Regions from separate parts of the Homo sapiens genome. Here region 1 is linked to region 2. The links are chromatin contacts, found by Hi-C or POLR2A ChIA-PET in ENCODE. All regions are on one chromosome and are shown on one strand. The core of a region is the stretch at or near the end of the contact, and the rest is flanking DNA. Distances in the headings are between cores, read along the strand shown. Region 1 holds the start of SCCPDH (saccharopine dehydrogenase (putative)). Region 2 holds the start of ZNF695 (zinc finger protein 695).

The links. Hi-C counts contacts between places; a loop is a spot of excess contacts on that map. ChIA-PET counts read pairs that join two places held with the same protein, here RNA polymerase II (POLR2A). Pooled maps may share reads with other maps.
Region 1: a pooled map shows a loop between it and region 2 (10-fold over the local background). The contact joins the promoter of SCCPDH here to the promoter of ZNF695 in region 2. A Hi-C loop is called at or near these places in 4 of 50 pooled maps. POLR2A ChIA-PET finds 5 or more read pairs at or near these places in 2 of 52 experiments (PC-3 and activated CD4-positive, alpha-beta T cell).

Annotation. Positions count from the first base shown.
Region 1 is chr1:246,722,820-246,727,048 of GRCh38, forward strand. It overlaps SCCPDH (saccharopine dehydrogenase (putative)), which reads left to right and starts at 1,590. Exons shown (of 12, transcript NM_016002.3): 1 at 1,590-1,793; 2 at 4,073-4,185. The coding sequence starts at 1,604. RefSeq lists an enhancer at 1,024-1,183 and silencers at 1,394-1,523, 1,564-1,633, 1,734-1,943.
Region 2 is chr1:247,005,697-247,009,584 of GRCh38, forward strand. ZNF695 (zinc finger protein 695) reads right to left here and starts at 2,361. Exons shown (of 4, transcript NM_020394.5): 1 at 2,210-2,361. The coding sequence starts at 2,212. The region is part of intron 1 of ZNF670-ZNF695 (ZNF670-ZNF695 readthrough (NMD candidate)); the gene reads right to left. RefSeq lists silencers at 1,954-2,053, 2,554-2,613.

The DNA of each region.
Region 1 (4,229 bases), core at 340-2,839, 280 kb before region 2:
CTTTATTCCTAGTGCCCAGTATATAGTTAAGTGTTTAATAAATACTTGAATGCTTACTACTTTACACCCACCAGATGGACAAGCATGAAGTCTGAGAATACCAAGTGCTGACAAGCACGTAAAGCAAGAGGATTCTTGTATCCCGCTGAGAGCGAAAATTAGTGCATGTGCTTTAAAGAGCAGTGAGATAACTCAAATATGGATATTCTAGCACCAACCATTTTCATTCCTGACACATATTCAATACACTTTCGCACAGGTGCTTTAGGAGAAAGGTACAAGAATTTTATTGTAGCATTCTTTGTATTATATTGCACAAAAGCACTATACAACATTGTACAAAAGCATTGTAGAATTTGGTGTATTTCTCTCTCTCTCCCTCTCTCCACACACGTATCACAGACATTTTTTTTTATTCTGAATCATTTGGGAATAAGTTCACGACATCATGACCAAATAAGAAAGCTGCAGGATTGACATTTACAAAATATTCAAAATATGCAAAACGGTACTATAATATTTATAAATACATACATATATAACAAGCAGAAAGATAGGAATAGGAATAATAAACACTAAATTCAGGCAAGTGGCCGTCTTGGGGACGCAAAAGGAAATGTGTTCAGGAATGAATACCTGGAAGCCTCGCTATCTGGAATATTTTTCTTAAGCTGTGTTGAGGGTACATATTTGTTATTGGCTGTACCTTTTTTGCAAGACATATATTTCAAAATTTTTAAAAGCATTCATTTATTCCTATTTTAATGAGAGTTTTTAAAAATCAGGAATGGGCTGGGTGCAGTGGCTCATGCGTGTAATCCCGACCCTTTGGGAGGCCGAGGTGGGTGGATCACCTGAGGTCAGGAGTTCGAGACCAGCCTGGCCAACAAGGTGAAAACCCATCTCTACTAAAAACACAAAAATTAGCAGGGCGTGGGGGCGCTCCCCTGTAATCCCAGCTACTCGGGAGGCTGAGGCAGAATCGCTTGAACCCAGGAGGCGAAGGTTGCAGTAAATCGAGATCGCGCCACTGCGCTGCAGCCTGGGCGACAGAGTGAGACTCCATCTCAAAAACAGAAAAGAGAAAAGAAAGGGAAAAAAGGGAAGAAAGAAAGGAAGAAAGCAAGCAAGCTCAAGGGTTCTCGGGGTGGGCCATCCCCGAGGCCATCCGCAGATTTTCTCGCACTCTTTGCTCCACCCCCACGTGCAACAAGGACAACCGGCTGCCGCCTCCAGCTTCCAGCAGGGCTAGAAGATGCGCTGCCCGGGGCGGCCAGAGCCCTGCAGAACAAACCGCCGCACGGAATTAGGGGCCGCCGTCCGCGCCTGCCAGGCTTGGAAGCGGACTCGCCCCCAGGGCCACCGCCCTAGGAAACCTCCCGTCGGAAGCCTCCCAAGCAAGCCGCTCACCCGCGGCTCCCGCGCGAGGCGGCGTGGGCGTGGGCGCGGCCCTGGCGCGGCGGCGCGCGCGGGGTGAAGGGAGCCCGGCGCGCTGGCTGCGGCGACGGCGGCCGTTGCTGCGCCGGGTACTGGGGTCGCTGCCTGAGGCGCAGGCGCCGTGGACTCCACCCGCCCCGGGGCCTGGGCTCGCTGTGGACTCGTCATGGCGACCGAGCAGAGGCCTTTCCACCTGGTGGTGTTCGGCGCGTCTGGCTTCACCGGCCAGTTCGTGACCGAGGAGGTGGCCCGGGAGCAGGTGGACCCGGAGCGGAGCTCCCGCCTGCCCTGGGCCGTGGCGGGCCGCTCCCGGGAGAAGCTGCAGCGGGTGCTGGAGAAGGCGGCCCTGAAGCTGGGTACAGCGGCGGGGCGGGACGGGGCTGCGCGGGCGGCTGGGCCGGGGACCCCGCATCGCCCCAAACGAGCGTTTCTCCCGCAGGGATGCGCCCTACGTGTCCCCGAGCCCTGCGTGAGGACAAGAAGAGGAGAGGGAGAGATGTTTCAAATACTGCCATAGCTTTGTCCCACCTCCTTAACTATATGTGTGTGTGCGCGTGCGTGTATAATATACACACACATTTTTTTTTCTTTCCTTCTCCTCTTTCCCGCTTTTTGCATTTCTGCCTCAGTTTGGGGAGCTCCCCTGGCGAAATGGTCAAGAACTTGAGTTGTCCCTCTCTCTGCTTCATCCTGCCCCGCAGCGGGGGCACCTGTTGAATCTGCGGGTTTCTAGATGTTTGGTCGGAGAGGAGAGGAGGGCTTTGGTCTCTTGGAGATCGGAGTCTCCCTTTGCCTCGTGTTTTGAGGACGGGAGAGCAAGCTTACGAGTTGTACTGACAGTGTCTTTGTGGCTATTCTGTTTTAGTTTCTTGTTTTGTGTGTAAGAATACTCCAGCAGTCTTCCTCTTCAGAGAATAAAAAGTGTGTATTTCTGGTTTAGACGCTTACGTATTCTCTAAGCATTCAGGTAGCATGTATTTATTGATAATCTAAGCATTCAGGTAGCATATATTTATTGATAATCTAAGCATTCAGGTAGCATATATTTATTGATTCTCTAAGCATTGAAGGAGCATATATTTATTGAGTGACGTTGTCCATGCTAAGACCTGTCCCGAGTCTGGGGTGCAGGATGGGACAGAGAGGAGACAGACACACGGATCCTGCTGCCTTCATGGCTGGGGAGACATCTGACTTACGACTCCGTAGCCTTTAAATTTGGCTATTAACTCCCGTAGATTTCCCTTATACAGACACCCATTAGAGTTCTGGAAATACTACATTCTTTCTGTTTAATCTACTTTCATACAATGCCCTGCTCGGAGTGCTTTTGTTCGTGGTTATGTACAGAAGACACCACGTAGGCTGGACTCTCCTACAGCTTTTGGTGCTGACACTACCAACACGTAATTCTGACCAAAGAGCTTTTTGGTCGTTATTTTTCCAACAGAAGTAATTTTACTATGAAAATATATGCTTCCATTTCTTTTTTCGGCTCAGCAAGATCGTACCGGTACAGCCTAGTCACTTATCATATATAATGCCCAAATCAAGTTTCATTGTGGGGGGATATACCTTCACCTATTGAAACCTGCATCACTTAGTTGAGCCAGTTAATTCCAATTATTTTCTTATGAGCCTGTGTGTGTTTATATAGCGTGTGCTTTTCACCTCAGAGTTCTAATTTTTTGTTTTTTGTTTGTTTGTTTGCCATTCTCCTGCCTCAGCCTCCTGAGTAGCTGGGACTAGAGGCGCCCGCCACCACGCCCTGCTAATTTTTTTAGTAGAGACGGGGTTTCACCGTGTTAGTGAGGATGGTCTCGATCTGCTGACCTCGTGATCCACCCTTCTCGGCTTTCCAAAGTGCTGGGATTACAGGCGTGAGCCACTGCACCCAGCCCTGATGGTTTTGATGTTAACAGTCAGTCCGAAACTCTCCATCACCTACAATTGGATCATAGTAATTGTTTAGTGGTTGATGAGAAACTTTATTTTTTTAAAGACAAGTTCTCATTCTGCCACCCAGGCTGGAGTACAGTGGCGTGATCACAGCTCACTGCAGCCTTGACCTCTGTGTCTAAGTGATTCTACCGCCTCAGCCTCCTGAGTAGCTGGTACTACAGGCTATGCCACCATGTCAGATAATTTTTTTTTTTTTTTTAGTAGAGACAAGGTCTTGCTATGTTGCCCAAGCTGGTCTGGAACTCCTGAGGTCAAGAGATCCTTGCACCTTGACCTTCCAAAGTGCTGAGCCACTGCCCCTGGCCAAGAAACTATTTTATGACATAAATTTCTTGTTGGAGAGGAAGTCTGGATAGTTATCTGCTCAGCATTTAAACTTGATTGTGAAATTGTCATGTTACACAGGGTTGTTATTTACACAACGCTTTGATTCGATTTTTTTTAAAAGGTCAGTTTTTTAGTAACTCTTAGTGTTAACTCAGTTTTCCTCATAATTTTTTCCTTTTGTATTACCTGATTAAAAACAGTTTTATCTTTTGTCTAAGCAGGAGAGCTAGCTTTCAGCATATCAGTGTATTTAGTAATTTGCTGTCACTGATTACTGTAAAAAGAAGATAAGGAAGATATAATCCTCTACTGGGATTTACTTTCCTTCATTTGTTTCTTATTTTAGGAAGACCAACACTGTCATCTGAAGTTGGAATCATCATCTGTGATATTGCTAATCCAGCCTCGCTTGATGAAATGGCTAAACAGGCAACAGTTGTCCTCAATTGCGTAGGACCAGTAAGTAATCAACCCTTCTTTGTATCAGAACAAACAATCCATTC
Region 2 (3,888 bases), core at 1,111-3,610:
AAAACGATAAAAAACAACAACAAAAAAACTTGGCCCCCGTCTCTAGGCATATACAAAAAATCAAATCAAAATGGATTAAAGACGTAAATCTAAGACCTCAAACTATGAACAGAAAACATCAAGGAAACTATCCAGGACACTGGCTGAGTAAAGATTTTACAGCAGAGTGTCAAGTGATTATTCTCTGCTTTCTTCTCATGTGAAATGTTCAGAACAGAAAGAAAATATTTTTTAAAAAGCCACTCATGGCTGGGCACGGTGGCTCAAGCCTGTAATCCCAGCACTTTGGGAGGCCGAGGCGGGAGGATCACAAGGTCAGGAGATCGAGATCATCCTGGCTAACAGGGTGAAACCCTGTCTCTACAAAAAATACCAAAAATTAGCCAGGCATAGTGGCACACGCCTGTGGTCCCAGCTACTCGGGAGGCTGAGACAGGAGTATCGCTTGAACCCGGGAGGCAGAGGTTGCTGTGAGCCAAGATTGCACCATTGCACTCCAGCCTGGGCGACAGAGCGAGACTCTGTCTCAAAAAAAAAAGAAAAAAAAAAAAAGCCCATTCATTGCACTGTGAAAAAAACAAAAAAGAACCGTTAAAATCTTGCATCTGTTTGAAAAGCAAATAAAGGACAAATAAGCCGGGCGCGGTGGTTCATGCCTGTAATCCCAGCACTTTGGGAGGCTGAGGCGGGCGGATCACGAGGTCAGGAGTTCGAGGGCAGCCTGGCCAACATAATGAAACCCCATCTCTACTAAAAATACAAAAATTAGCCGGGCATGGTGGCGCCTGCCTGTATTCCCAGCTACCAGGAGGCTGACGCAGGAGAATCGCTTGAACCTGGGAGGTGGAGGTTGCAGTGAGCCCAGATTGTGCCACTGCACTTCAGCTTACCTGCCATTGGGCAACAGAGTGAGACTTCGTCTCAAAAAAAATAAATAAATAAAAAGAACAAATAGTTGATAATGTTGTGTTTGGAGAGACAAAGTTAGCATTTGGGAATGTAGAAAAGAAACTGGAAACAAGATTTCCTTCAGGCCCTAAAACAGTTAGGCTGGGGGAACAGAGTCCTGGATTTGAGGTCCTGCTTGCCATACATTTGAAAAATGCTGGGAAAACCAGTTCCCCTGTGGAGTGTTAGAATACTTAAATGGCAGACAATTAGACTGAGTGGCTTTGATGTCCTGGGATTCTATCTAAGGAATCCTAGCTAACTTAGATGAATTTCTTGTAAATTGCAAACTTGGAGAAAAACAAAACGTAGGCTTAACCAACCACTAAATGCTAATAAATCTCTTATTACATAATCAGGAAATTTCATCCTGGACAGTCCAAATAAGGTGACTGCATAATGGCAACCGATCAATTATTAAACGTGGTTGCTTCCTCGTGCACCTTATGAAGACCTTCCCTTCAAGTTTAGCCCCAAACCAGGGCTAGGGGCTTCCAGATTCATAAATCACTGTTTGCTGGAATAAACTCCTTAACATTTCAAAGGTGCTTCAGTTTATTTTTTTAAGAGGAGAAAGGAGACCGGGCGCGGTGGCTCACGCCTGTAATCCCAGCACTTTGGGAGGCCGAGGCGGGCGGATCACGAGGTCAAGAGATCGACACCAACATGGTGAAATCTCCGTTTCTAATAAAAATACAAAAATTAGCTGGGCGTGGTGGTGGGCGCCTGTAATTCCAGCTACTCGGGAGGCTGAGGCAGGAGAATCGCTTGAACCTGGGAGGCAGAGGTTGCGGTGAGCCGAGATCGAGCCACCGAACTCCAGCCTGGCGACAGGGCGAGACTCCGTCTCAAAAAAAAAAAAAAAAAAAAAGAGGAGAAAGGAACCCACAGACCACAGCTCCTCCCACCCAGGAACCTTTCACGGGAGTCGGGACTCTCCCGACAACCCCTCCGTCATCACAGCACAATCCAGGGAAGACGCGGCGCTGCGGGCGCGGGGCTGCCCCGGGAGGGCTCTGGGCCGTGCCGAAGTCACCAGGCAGAGACCGGACAGTCACCCAGCGGCCGGGATCCCGCTGCCGGCCCGGCCCCCACCTGCGCGGGACGGGACTGAGGGCCGAGCTGCGCCAGCGGGACTCGGCCGCACACTCCGGAGCCGACCGCCGGGAGGCCCGGGGCCGCCAGCGCTGGTTCCAGCCAATTCCAACCGATTCCAACCACCCCCTCTCCCTTCTCGGGACACCCTGCTCCGCACACTCACCATTTCCCAGCTTTTGGGGGTCCCAGCGTCCTCCCTATAAATCTCGCAATACCTGCAGGCCACAGGGCGATGGAGCCTGCGGCAGTCACCCGGGACTCTCCGAGAGGCAGCAGACGGGAACCCAGCACCCCGCCGGCCGCAAGGAGACAAAGGCCCCGCCAGATCCCCAAGGCCGCCCCTTCCTCTCTGGCTGCACGCCTGATTGGACAGTTCTCACGCTAGCGCCGCTGACTGGATGGGGCTCCAGGCCCCACCCCCTCAGGTCTTGAGTGACAGGAGGTGCGATCAGACACTGGGCCGAATGAAACAAGAGTGACAGGTTTTTGGGTGCAGCCCTTTTGAAGCGACATTCCTCACGGCACTTCGACCTGGACCCACCTGCCTGGGGGATAATGGCATTTAACCTTGTATATAAGATTATATCCATTCATAAGTTTTACACACACACACACACACACACACACACACACATATATATTTCACAAATAGAAACAATGAATGATAATTATTTTAAAGTTTCCGATTTCATAACCTTCCGGGCCTCTGGTCTTTTGACCAGGCAGCCTGAGCTGTGGAAAGTGAGGCAATCCTCTCAGGCAGCAATATGCAATATAAATAAAAGGTGAGCCACGCGTGTCATTTAAAATTTTCTAGGATCTGGCGGGTCGTGGTGGCTTACGCCTGTGATCCCAGCACTTGGGGAGGCTGAGGAGGGAGGATCACATGAGGCCAGGAGTTTGAGACCAGCCTGGCCAGTATGGCGAAACCCCGTCTCTGCTAAAAGTATTTTTAAAAATTAGCCAGGAGTGGTGGTGGTCGCCTGTAATCCCAGCTACTCAGGAGACTGAGGCAGGAGACTCGCGTGAGCCTGGGAAGCGGAGGTTACAGTGAGCCGAGATCATGCCTTTGCACTCCAGCTTGGGTAATAAGAGGAAAACTCCATCTCAAAAACAAAAACAAAACAAAACAAAAAAATCGGCTGTGAAGACATTTCCTCCTGCAGAAATTTAGCCAAACAGCTGAGTATGTCTTGAAGTCATTCTTTGGTTCTTAACAGGGCAAAGCTATTTTCTAAGACCTAAACCCTGGACTGGCCATGGGGCAAACCCTCACAACACATATGGAATTCATGCACAGTTAATGCATCTCTTACCTTGAACCAGTGGTTGCTACTAATTTTGTTTCTGATTCAGCCCAGTTCTACAACTGCCCTGCTATGCACAGGGCACTGTACTAGCTGCCCTGGCCTTGGTGAACATCATTGTGGGGAGAGGACTTTGCTGGGAAAAAGTTGCATCCCCCCAGATTGAAACCATTCCACTTTCCAAATTGGAGTAAAACTGAAAAGACCTAGGGGAGCACCCAAGGTTACAACATGAATGAATAGCTCAGAATATTTAAAGTCATTTGATGGTATCATGGGTGAGTGTGTCTCACTTCAAACAAAATAAAACACTACTGTTATTCTGAGATTCTAAGTTAGGATTTATGTAAAAATATATAATAATTTTTTTGATACACAACACACATACAAAAAAATACAAAGCATTCATGTAAAGCTCTGTGAGTTATTACAAAGCAAATACAGTTGTATAACCAAGAAATAGAACCAGCATCACTCATATCCCAACAATTACTATCTGCCTCCCTTATCTACCTCCCCAGTGGTAAGTAAGATT